Regions from separate parts of the Homo sapiens genome. Here region 2 is linked to region 1. Evidence: chromatin contacts called from ENCODE Hi-C or POLR2A ChIA-PET data. All regions are on one chromosome and are shown on one strand. Each heading gives the region's core, a stretch centred on a gene start or an enhancer-like site at or near the end of the contact. The rest is flanking DNA. Distances are from core to core; before and after follow the strand shown.

Region 1 (6,526 bases), core at 3,981-6,480:
GATCTCAGCCCTACTTGCCCCTGGGCTGTGTGCCCTTGTGCCAGGAACAGCCTGCCCTGGTGTTCAGTGCTTAGCACAGGCTGGCACCGGGGAAGTGCTCACACAATGTATTGAGTAAATAGATGATTAGATGTGGTGGTTGAGAGAGAGAGAGAGAGAGAGAGAGAGAGAGAGAGAGAGGAGCCAGGTATTTCTGGGAGCCCTTGAGGGCTTCTCACTTATGCTCAGAAAGAAGTCCTCTGCTTCCAGGTGCTGATTAACATGGAATTTTCCAAGTGCTTCATTTCATGTATTTCTGCAAGGGCCAGAGATGGTGTCCACTAGTCCCAAGGCTGCGACAGGAATGGACTAGTCTGATGACCTGATACGATAGACCCCCATTTGCACAAGGCCTGGGGAGCCTCCATGAAGCATTCTGCCTAGGGAAGGTGGGACCCTGACTTGGTAACAAAGCCTTGAGCAACCCAAGGAAATGCTACCCAAGTGCCAACCCAAGGAAGAGCAGAGAAGAACATTCTAGGCAGGGGGATAAAGATCCAAAAGCCCTGCTGCTGCACAGAGGTGGCTCGGCCCTTTGGAGAGCTGAGCGTTGGCCAGTGTGGCTGGGCCTCCAGGCATCGCTTCATAGGACCTTCTTTCATTTGGTGGCCTTTGGGATTTCCTGCAACTGTCCTCTTCTTTGTGAACTTTATGAAGTTCGCATAACTGAGACATACCTACCGCACCTCTGTATCTGCCAACGCATACTCCAGCTCTTTGCACGGGGCCAGCCCAGAGGTTGATAGAGTCATCCCACGAAACAGATTAAGAATCCCAGCTCCGGCCGGGCGCGGTGGCTCACGCCTGTAATCCCAGCACTTTGGGAGGCCGAGGCGGGCGGATCACGAGGTCAGGAGATCGAGACCACGGTGAAACCCCGTCTCTACTAAAAATACAAAAAATTAGCCGGGCGCAGTGGCGGGCGCCTGTAGTCCCAGCTACTCGGGAGGCTGAGGCAGGAGAATGGCGTGAACCCGGAAGGCGGAGCTTGCAGCGAGCGGAGATCGCGCCACAGCACTCCCGCCTGGGCGACAGAACGAGACTCCGTCTCAAAAAAAAAAAAAAAAAAAAAAAAAGAATCCCAGCTCCACTGTGTATTTCCTGTGGACTTTGCCAATTCCTCTGAGCCTCCTCTATCTGTAGAAAGGAAATAGGAATATCCACCTTTCCAATTTGTTGGGAAGTTTCTGCCCTCAGTAATAAAGGCAGATAGTGTAAGAACAAAAGAAAGACAATTTAAAACTCCAGGAAAAACATAAAGATGAAGAAAGAGGGAAATATACAAGCACCTTCTTTGACTCAGCAATGAAAAATACGTAGATGGTCACAGTAATCCTTAAGGTCTTTCTTTTTCTGTGCTGGTGGGAGGCTTCAATACAACGCTGAACAAAAAGTAGCAATAGTAGGCAAGTTTGCCTTGTTCCTGACTTTGCAGGAAATGATTCTAGTGTGCACCGTTAGGTATGACTGTTATAAGCAATTGTGGGAATGGCTGAATTCTCACAAAATCTCCGAACCTTTTCTCATTGCGAAGGTTTCAAGATATCTCCTTGTCTCCTTGAGTTTTCCTGCTTCACTCATTCTATGGCTCCACATTGCCTGTGGGATAAAGTTTGAGCCTTTTTTAAATTTTATTTTATTTTATTATTATTATACTTTAAGTTTTAGGGTACATGTGCACAATGTGCAGGTTAGTTGCATATGTATACATGTGCGGTGCTGGTGCTTTTTTTTTTTTTTAGATTGAGTCTCACTCTGTCGCCCAGGCAGGAGTGAGTTCAGTGGCGAAATCTCAGCTCACTACAACCTCCACCTCCCAGGTTCAAGCAATTTTTCTGACTCAGCCTCCCGAGTAGCTGGATTACAGGCGTGCGCCATTAAGCCCAGCTAATTTTTGTACTTTTGGTAGAGACAGGATTTCACCATGTTGGCCAGACTGGTCTCAAACTCCTGGTCTCAAGTGATCTGTCTGCCTCGGCCTTCCAAATTGCTGGGGTTACAGGCGTGAGCTACTGCGTCCAGCCAAGTTTGAGCCTCTTGAAAGACCAGTGTCCAGGCTCTCTCCCTCTTTCCCAACCCTGAGCCTTCCGGGTTTACCCATTTCTCCCATTCCAAACACCTGGACATTTCAGGTCCTATCCATGATGACAGCTTGGCCTCTGCCTTAGAATATCTGCTCCGTGCCTCCATGCCCACTGCCTTTGCTCACGCCCTTTCCTTTTTCTTTCTTTTTTATTTTGCTTTTTTTTTTTGAGACGGAGGCTGCTCTGTTGCCCAGGCTGGAGTGCAGTGGTGCGATCTCGGTTCACCGCAACCTCCGCCTCTCCGGTTCAAGCAATTCCCTTGCCTCAGCCTCCTGAGTAGCTGGAATTACAGGCGCGTGCCACCACCCCCAGCTATTTTTTTGTATTTTAGTAGAGACAGGGTTTCATCATGTTGGCCAGGATGGTCTCGATCTCCTGACCTCGTGAACCACCCGCCTTGGCCTCCCAAAGTGCTAGGATTACAGGCGTGAGCCACCGCGCCCGACTGCTCATGCCCTTTTCTTTGCCTGGGATCCCCTTCCTCTCAGTTACTCTGACTCACCTTCAAAGGCCAACTCATCTCTGCAAAGACACTTTCCCCTCACCCTTCTTAGCATTTGGTATAAGACAGTTCCGGACACAGGGCCCAACACCTTCTCTAGTCTTTAAGAATCTGTTTAAGCCAGGCATGGTGGCTCATGCCTGTAATCCCAACACTTTGGGAGGCTGAGGCAGGAAGATCACTTGAGCGGGGAGTTGAAGACCAGCATGGGCAAACTAGGGAGACCCCATCTCTACAAAAAATTAAAAAAAAAAAAATTAGCCCGGCATGGTGGCACACACCTGTGGTCCCAGCTACTCGGGTTGGGGGAATGTGGTGGGAGGATCGCTTGAGCCCAGAAGGTCCAGGCTGCTGTGAGCCGTGATCACGTCATTGCATTCCAGCCTGGGCAACAGAACAAGACCCTGTTTCAAAAGAGAGAGAGAGAGAAAAAAAAAAATCTGTTGGATAAATGTGTGAATGAACCCCTAAGTAAAACTCTGGGTCACCATAAGGAAAAAAATCCTATTCTTCCAACAAATCCAGACTGTGCAGCTGCCTCAGCCTCCAAACTTCCCACACATGTTCAAAAATTTTGTCTTTTGCCTTTCTCCTTCAACAACAGTTTGGCTGAAAATAAAATTCTTGAGTCACACTTTCTCTCCTTGATGACTTTGTAGGTATCTGTCTATTGTATGCTAATGCTGGATGTTGCTGTAAAGAAGCCAGAGGCCAGCCTGGGATTTTTAAGTAACTTGTTCCTTTATGTTTAGATTCTCAAAGGAATCTTTCTTAACTTTAAAATCTAATACTTTTTAAATAGCATATATATGTGTGTGTGTGTGTGTGCATGTGTGTGTGACAGAGTCTTGCTCTGTTGCCCAGGCTAGAGTGCAGTGGTGCAATCTCAGCTCACTGCAACCTTTGCTTCCTGGATTCAAGCAATTCTCGTGCCTCAGCCTCCGGAGGAGCTGGGATTACAGGCATGTGCCACCACGCCCAGCTAATTTTTTGTATTTTTAGTGGAGATGGGGTTCCTCCATGTTGGCCAGGATGGTCTTGAACTTCTGACCTCAGGTGATCCACCCACTTCGGCCTCCCAAAGTGCTGGGATTATAGGAATGAGCCACTGTGCCTGGCCAATAGAATATATTTTGATGTGGATCATTATATTATAGAATATTGTTTTGATACCATTATTTGAGTTTCCTTCTTCAGTGACTTTGACATGTGTATATGGTTTTTTGGGGTCATTGTATTTTTAGTAGAAATGGGGTTTCACCATGTTGGCCAGGCTGGTCTTGAACTCCTGACCTCAAGCGGTCTGCCCGCCTCAGCCTCCCAAAGTGCTGGGAGTGAGCCAGCACAGGCGTGAGCCTCCACACATGGTCCACAGTGCGTCTTTCATTTCATTTTCTTGAAAGCTCCCCATCTTTCCTGCCTCAGGGCTTTTTTTTTTTTTTTGAGACGGAGTTTCGCTCTTGTTGCCCAAGCTGGAGTGCAATGGCGCAATCTCCGCCTCCCGGGTTCAAGCGATTCTCCTGCCTCAGCCTCCCGAGTAGCTGGGATTACAGGCATGTGCCACCACTCCTGGCTAATTTTGTATTTTTAGTAGAGACGAGGTTTCTCCATGTTGGTCAGGCTGGTCTTAAACTCCCGACCTCAGGTGATCCGCCCGCCTCTGCCTCCCAAAGTACTGGGATTACAAGTGTGAGCCACTGTGCTCGGCCTATTTTATTGTTTTTAGAGACAGGGTCTCACATTTTCTCTCTTATCATTTAAACTTTAAAATTTTTTTCTCATTTAATTTTTCTTTCTTCATTTCTATCTTACGTGTTGCATCAGTGCGTTCTCTTTTATGTTACTTTTGGTTTGACTTCAAGGTTATGATGAGCTATGATTGTGCCACTGAACTTCAGCCTGGACAACAGAGTGAGCCTCTTTCTTCTGTTCTTCGCCTGGCTGACTCCTACTCACCCTCCAGATCTCAGCTGGAAAAGTCCACTCCCCAGGGAGACCTCCCTGACTCCCCTAAACTCAGCAACCTGGGATTCTGTACGTTTTTTCCTGGCGCACAGGGTCAGCACACATTTTCATCCAAGGATGGACAGTAGGGGCACTCTGTCAGCCCACAAGGCCTTGTTAGGATGATAGCACAATTTCTATTTGGCTTTCTGAAATACTGACAATAGTACTGGGGTCCCCATGACACGGGTAACTAGAGTTCCTGGGCACCTTCAAATGAAAGGAGAGTCTTGGTGAGAGGGGTGGAGGAAATGCCAGATGCCTCCTGTGGGCTTTAAATCCAATGAAGAGGGACAGAAAATTCAGCAGGGCTGTGTCCTGGGATTGTTTGGGCAAAACCATGAGTGTCGACCAGGAGCAGGGTGGGGTTCTGGTCCATGGAGCTCTCTGGAGGAACAGAGACTAAGCTGCCTTCCTGAGACAGCTTTGGTTTTTCTTTTAATTGTGTTTTAATTGCGCAAGTGACATTTAAACAGCACTAAAGGCAATGTTTAAAGAGAAATAAAACTATTGGATCACATCCATCTTACACATCTGATGAGTTGGAAAGAGCACCGAACATGGAGTCCAACACACCAGGGTTGGCACGCCTCTCTGCTAATTACTGCCTGCACCACCTCAGGCAGGTTTTCTTGCCCTTCTCTTTGCCTTAGCTGCCTTACCTGTAAAGGGGAATGACTCTTAGCTCACAGGGAGCTGGGGAGAACTGGAGGATTCAGTGAGATCGTATGTGTATAAGCCCTGGGCATGGAGTCAGGGCTATGGGGGCACTCAGTAAGGTTTCTCTCTTTTATCAAGGCAACTGTGTTCATTTTCTTATATTCTCTGCCAAGCTTCGATCAAGTCCAGATGAACATTTCGCACACGGTGATGATGCTTTAAGTTTAGTTCTGCAATCTGCTTGCAAACTTTCTATGTCATAAACACTCGTTTCAACATTTTCATAATTATTTTATGGTGGAACACCATGCCATTGAGCCAATATATCATTATTTATGTAACCATTCTTCTGCCATTGGACATTTCTCAGTTATGGATGGTTCTATATTTAATTCTGCATTCTATGATACTGTTGCTATCATTTGTAGCTCATTTGTGGAAGACTGAGTATTCTTCCATATTTTACTTACTATTTCTATTTAGTTACTTAAATTGCCTGCTCATGACCTTTGTACCCATCTGTCTTAGCAACTCAGATATTTTTTATTGATGTGTATAAAATCTTTACACCACGTAGCTATTAGCCATTTTCCATTTTCCCCACTCCCAGGTGACATTTTAGTTTTAGTTATTTTTCTATTATACACACCCTAAACGTTTTATCTTTCCATCTTTGCATTTGTGATTTCTTTGAGTTTATACAACAAATATTATGTGAACATCTGATCTGGATGGCAGGTGCATGAAGAGGTATGGGAGTAAAGGACACTCCAGTTCCTGACTCCAGAAGGCCTCAGTTAAGTTGGGAATACAAACTGGAAAACAATTACAATATTGCCCTGCTAAGTTCTAGAAGAGTAAAGAATTGCAACAGCAGCAGAGGTTGTTTGCACGCTCCCTCTCTCTCTGTACCGGGCCCCATTCTAAGAACTTGCATATACTATCTCATTTAAAACCACAACAATCCTGTGATTTAGCTACTATTTTTAGCCCCATTTTACAGACGAGGAGAATGATCCTCAGAATGGCCACACGACTTACCTAAGCACCAACAGCCAATAAGAGCTGAAGCCAGTATTCGAAATCAGGCAGTTGGACTTCAGAGCTTGCCTTCTTAACTACCATACAAAACTAGCTGTTAGGGCAAGGATGTGGTGGTGATGCCAACAGAGGTGATAGGCATGGAGGTGTACATCAAGGAAACCCTCCAGGAGGAGGTGAGTCAAAGCTGAGAATA
Region 2 (6,021 bases), core at 1,133-3,632, 220 kb before region 1:
AGAACACGTTCTCTGGAGCCAGACTTCCTAGCCCCATCACCTACTGGCTGTATGACATTAGCAAGTTACTTAACCTTTTTGGGTCTCAGTTTCCTCAAGCCTTATGGGTTTGAGAATCTATGTAAAGTATTTAGACTAGAACCTGACATACATTCAGTGCTATTGAAGCATTAGCTATTTTTATTAAAACATGGATATACTGTAAAGTACAAAGTAAACTAATGTGGGCTGGGCATGATGGCTCACGCCTGTAATCCCAGCACTTTGGGAGGCCAAGATGGGCAGATCACCTGAGGCCAGGACTTCAAGACCAGCCTGGCCAACATGGCAAAATCCCACCTCTACTAAAAACACAAAAATTAGGCAGGTGTGGTGTTGTGCACCTGTAATCCCAGCTACTCAGGAGGCTGAGGCATGAGAATCACTTGAACCCGGGAAGTGGAGGTTACAGTGAGCTGAGATTGTGCCACTGCACTCCAGCCTGGGAAACAGAGCGAGACCCTGTGTCAAAAACAAAAACAAGCCAGGCGCGGTGGTTCACACCTGTAATCCCAGCACTTTGGGAGGCTGAGGCGGGCGGATCACCTGAGGTCGGGAGTTTGAGAACAGCCTGACCAACATGGAGAAACCCCGTCTCTACCAAAAATACAAAATTAGCCGGGCATGTTGGCACATGCCTGTAATCCCAGCTACTCAGGAGGCTGAGGCAGGAGAATCGCTTGAACCCGGGAGGCAGAGGCTGTGGTGAGCCGAGATCGTCCCATTGCACTCCAGCCTGGGCAACAAGAGCAAAACTCCATCTCAAACAAACAAAACAAACTAATGTGAATTTAAGATTGAAGGCTTTGAAAAAAATGTCACCTGCAGCCCGGTCCCAGCCCACCAGGGATTTGCTTTCACCTTCTCTTGCCAGCAAGAATACTTACATCTGATTTTCAATACCAGAGAATCCAGGTGTCTTCATGTTCTTCCAGTTTCCTGGGCCATTCTCACTCCATGTATACATTAGTCTCCCCACACAACCTCCCACCTGTCAGGCAATCCCCCTACCCCCATTCTTATCCAGACATTTGTCTTCCCACATCTTATATTACAAATATATGTAAACTATAGAAAACCCAGAAAATGTCACATTTCTTTAGTTTAAAAAGAGATAAGATTTTGGCAGGTAATGTATTTAAGGTAATTAAGATAGAGAGAACTGTAAAGTAGGCTATGTTCCAGAAGGGTGAGTCTAGTTTGGCTTGAGAATAACTGAAGATGAGGTTGGAAAAATAGGTTCAATTCAGATCACTTGATGATCCTGAATGTTACACACAGTAAAGAATTTGGACTTGATTTCAACTCTCTAAGCCTGTTTCATCTGTACAATTAGGAAAATTACTATGTTGTGAGGATTAATGGAGAGAAGCAAACACATGGGAGAGATATCCTGTGACAAATGGAGCAGATGTTATTAGGAGTTGGAGACACAGATTCTTTTCCTTAGTGTAAACTATCCCCACCTCTCAGGGTGGCCTGAAATTCAGTCTCTCATTTATCTTATTTTTCTGTAATGCACATCTTAACCACCAGAGAGAGCCTGATACAAAGGAATCTCAACTCCAAGTACAACAGAGAAATTAAGCTGGGCATAAGATGTGGAATCCTGGATACAACTGCAGCGATTCTCAATGGTAGGGTAGGGAATGGATCCCAGTGCCTCCTCTATGGGCCTTCTTAGACCCATCCCAAGGAGAGGGGGTGGGGCATGCTGCCACAACCTAGAATTTAGCAGCTAGCCAGATGTAAGGTCACCAGGAAAGAGGTGAGGTGGGTAAGGATGAGGGCCAGATCTAGTTTAGGGACCTGAATTTCTGTATCTCAAGCAAAAGAGACTCTCAACTCTGCTCATAAGCCACCAGGCCCAACTCCTTCCTGGGCTACCCCATGGCAGGCCAGGTCATCTAGCTGGCCCGGGAACTTTAGAAAATTTCTAAAGAGCAGGGGGTGCATCGTGGGGAAGGAGGAAGGGGAGAGAGTGGCATATCTAAGAGCTGTCTTTAGGGTGACATCCACATGGCATCAAGACCTCAGCCTTTAGGTCTATCAGAAAGGGCAGTGGGACCTAGCTTCTCCAATCATGATTCACTAGCCTGGCATCTTACAGCATTTTTACAAAACCTCCTTTGCTTTCTTGGATTTTTGTTACGAATGTTAAAATGAAAGCCTAGGGACATTGAACAATTTACCTGAGGTCGAAGAGCAGCAGCCAAGGGCAGAAGTGGGCCTGTAGGCAATAGGAGTGGCTCTGAGGGGCTGAGGAAAGGGAAGGCAAGCAGGTAGAGCAACAGCCTGCTTGTCAAGCTGCAAGCATTGGCTCTTGGCCAGGCCTCATACCCACTCCTCCAGGGCCAGCTCTGCTGCCAGGCCCCAGGCTGCCAGCCCTACCTCCACACTCCCACCCCAGTCCCCTGAGAGCCCATCACCTTGGCAACAGCCAGAGAAAGGCCCAGCTAAAATATTTATGGCTCAAAACAGCCTAGAGGCTTGGGAGGGGGGAAGAGGGAAAGGCTGATGTCATCCCTTCTCAGCTTACAGGGGAGGTGACTGACATACAGGGCAGCTGGGTGGGTGGGCCAAGCCCAACAAGTCAGGGCTCTCAAAGGAAGATCCCAAGGGCCATAAGTGGTAACAGGAGGAGGACGAAGACTGTGACAGGTGACAGGACTGGATAAGACCCACAAGCCTGGGAAAAAAGGAGGAAGGAAACTTAAAGGTTGAGCAGTATTGTGTCTAGACCCCATGCCAGGCATTTCAAACACATCATTTGCTTCTCAGATCCCATTCAGTACGTAGCAATTCTTTTTTTTTTTTTTTGAGATGGAGTCTTGCTCTGTGGTCCAGGCTGGAGTGCAATGGCGCGATCTCGGCTCACTGCAAGCTCCGCCTCCTGGGTTCACACCATTCTCCTGCCTCGGCCTCCTGAGTAGCTGGGACTAGGGGCGCCCACCACCACGCCCGGCTAATTTTTTGTATTTTTAGTAGAGATGCGGTTTCACCATGTTAGCCAGGATGGTCTCGATCTCCTGACCTCGTGATCTGCCCACCTCGGCCTCCCAAAGTGCTAGGATTACAGGCGTGAGCCACCGCACCTGGCCAGTAGGTAGCAATTCTTATCCTACTTTGATGGAGTAAACAGGCCCTACAGCTCTTCTTAAAGCAAAAAAAAAAAAAAAAAAAAAAAAAAAAATTAAAACAAGCTCTGGAAATATGCAAATGATGAGCTGGGATTTGAATTCAGATCTGTTTGGCTTCAGCCCTGTAAGCTTTCCTATAAAATTCTGTGGCTCCCGAGTAGAAATCCTAGCAGACTGAAGGTATAGCGATCTAGGAACCTAACACCAGCTCCTCAGTCAGTGACTCAGGTTCTGTGCCTCCATTTATATATGATGAAGATGCCATCTGATTCCCTAATTCCCCACCCCAAACTCCTCCCTTGTCAGCCCTGGACTCAGAGCATCCAATGTAAACAACAGGGTGACAAACTCATCGAGGCTGGCCTGTGACTTTTCTAGTTTTAGCACTGGATAGTCCCATATCCCAGAAACTCTCTCTTGGGTAAACCTAGATGATCTGTCATCCTAGACGAACCCCTCATGCAAACATAATGCTTTAATATTTCAAAGCACTTGTGGCTGTGAGAGGTACAAACAGGTCAAAAGAATAGGCCATGAAGTCTGATAGTATAGACCATGAAGTCTTTTTCTAACCATAGGCAAATTTTTTATCCTCCTTGAGTCTCAGTTTTTCTTATTTTCCTGGTACATACTAAGAAATCAGTAAATTATTAGCTGTTATTTACAGTAATCAACAATGATGACAGAAACAGGCTCAGAGATTAAATAGCTTGCCCAGTGTAAATCAACTGACTTTAAGGAATCCCTTTCCATTATACTTCTGTTCCTGCTAAGGATGAATCCAAGCTCACTAGAATGCCCCAGGCACAGTTAAAATGCAGATAGGCTCTATTCTCTCCCTAAACTCAGTCCTTCCCCTTGTTCCTTTGTTAGGATAAATAACCAGAAGGCATTAGGGAAGAGTACAGTATCAGAGGTCCCTAGCCTCTCAGGAAGCTGAGTATAAATCAACCTAGAAATAGGCCAGAGGAAACCAGAAGCCTATCAAAGGCTGACTTTCCAATCCTTCAAGGGAAAATGGCAGAACAAATAGCTGGCCTAGTATAGCTGGAAGGAAAGTGAGAGCTAAACAAGGGGGCTTTGGCTCTCTCCCAAAGCTGATAGAAGCTACCAGAGTGGGACCATTCATCACTTGACCAAACCTTTATTGAGGTCCTCAGGGGCAGATATTTGTTGGGGAGAAATATAGTACAGAGGTGGAACAGAAAAAGCCCTACCCTTTATGACCTTTTTGGACAAGGTAAGTAATAAACAATGAAGAGAAAAACAGGTTCAGATGTTAAATAACTTGCCCAAATTAATTGAATCTTCTCACTTGGCTTTCCTCAGCCTTTTATGGAAGGGCAGTGATCACCCTCCCTTGGGAGCCCTCTGGAAGGGTTCAAGGACTCACAGGCTGACACCCATAACACAGGTGTGGTAGTGGGGAAACAGAAAACGGTGGTAGGGTGTTTCAGCCAATTCTATGGGAGGCTAAAGGGAAGCACACATACTGGGAATGGCACAGTAGGAGTTGCCAGTTAATTCCCATCTAGGAGGCCATGCTAGGGATACCCATTAGTCCCCTTCAACTCTTTAAAGTCTTGAACAGTTTAATTGTTAGCACCACAGTCCCCTGCAGCCCTGAGGACTCCATTCTGGGCCTAAAGACTCTTAAGGGATCCTGACTGGCTTTCTGTGGGTAAATCTGACAGATCAAGTAGAGTGAAAGAAAACTGCTGATCTCCTCTCCTGGGTTTCTCTGTGTTCAGCAAATGCCCTCAGGCCAGCCTTTATACAGCAGGTAGCTCTCCAGGTTTCAGGAGTCCTCTGATAGCTGCAAAGACACAAGGTAGAAAATTAAGAAAGCTCCCTATTAGGGGGCTTCCCAGCCTCCCACCTGACCAGGATGCTTCCCTCACAATTGCCCCATCCCACAGCACAACTCTACTTGTTTCATTCAGTACACAAGTTTCTTGGGTACACAGATGGGTAGAAAACAGAAGTCCACAGCCTATGAATTCTCTTTTTACTGTCTGTCTGGTAATGAAAATGCAGTCTCACGCTCAATATCTCCTGTCCTTGGCCATATCTCAGCTGAGTGGATCCAGGGAAGAATCAACAAAACCTTTGGGGGGCCTATCCAAGCTTTGAAGCCTCTATAAACAAAGGGAAAAATGCTTTCTGCTGTCCTAGAAATGTGAAAAAGATGAACAAAAATCTTTAAAGTCTTTTGAAGAATGGAAATCAGAAAATAGGCATCTTATTATCACTATTATTGGTAACTCAATGTTAGGCTCAAGGGGCGATGGATGTTATGAAGGATTCATCCCAGCACCAAATACTCAGGGTGGACTAGAGGAGACGCATCTTAAATCTGCGGCACAGGGAAGGGGCTTGATCTCATGCTAAAACCTATAGCAATGCTCCTTCTTCTTCTTCTTCTTTTTTTTTTTTTTAAAGAAAGAGTCTTGCTTTGTCACTCAGACTGGAGTACAGTGGCAACATCATGGCTCACTTCAGCCTTGATCTCCTGGGCTAAAGTGATCCTCCAACCTCAGCCTCCATATACGATCACAGACACACACCAACATCCCTGGCTAATTTTTAAATTTTTGTCTCCATATGTTGCTCAGACTGGTCTCAAACTCCTGGGATCCTCTTAATGGCTTGCCAGAGTGCTGGGATTATAGGTGTGAGCCACCATGCCTGGCCAGTGCTTCCGATCTTTTAAATGGCGCTACCATCTCCCTTAGTTGTTCCAGTCAGTAACCTGGAGCCTTAATATGTTCATTCTATCGCCTAAAAGGTTTTGTTTTTTTTTTTTTTTTTTTCTCCTGAGACAGAGTCTCGCTCTGTCACT

The links. Hi-C counts contacts between places; a loop is a spot of excess contacts on that map. ChIA-PET counts read pairs that join two places held with the same protein, here RNA polymerase II (POLR2A). Pooled maps may share reads with other maps.
Region 2: a loop to region 1 is called in a map with no recorded cell type, with 2.7 times the contacts of the local background. The contact joins two enhancer-like sites. A Hi-C loop is called at or near these places in 1 of 168 maps with a recorded cell type or tissue (K562), 3 of 37 single-sample maps with no recorded cell type and 7 of 50 pooled maps. POLR2A ChIA-PET finds 5 or more read pairs at or near these places in 5 of 52 experiments (GM12878, HEK293, OCI-LY7 and 2 more).

What each region holds. Positions count from the first base shown.
Region 1 is chr1:31,836,600-31,843,125 of GRCh38, reverse strand. No RefSeq gene overlaps it. Among named protein-coding and RNA genes, the nearest start is that of SPOCD1, 24 kb to the right of the region's middle. RefSeq lists a silencer at 4,611-4,794. Within about 2 kb of position 5,230, at least 3 of the 41 ENCODE cell types and tissues checked have a DNase peak (open chromatin) inside an H3K27ac peak, as active enhancers do.
Region 2 is chr1:32,059,137-32,065,157 of GRCh38, reverse strand. It overlaps a transcript of KHDRBS1 not described here. Among named protein-coding and RNA genes, the nearest start is that of TMEM39B, 11 kb to the left of the region's middle. RefSeq lists a silencer at 1,456-1,750 and enhancers at 2,396-2,690, 3,705-4,317. Within about 2 kb of position 2,382, at least 23 of the 41 ENCODE cell types and tissues checked have a DNase peak (open chromatin) inside an H3K27ac peak, as active enhancers do.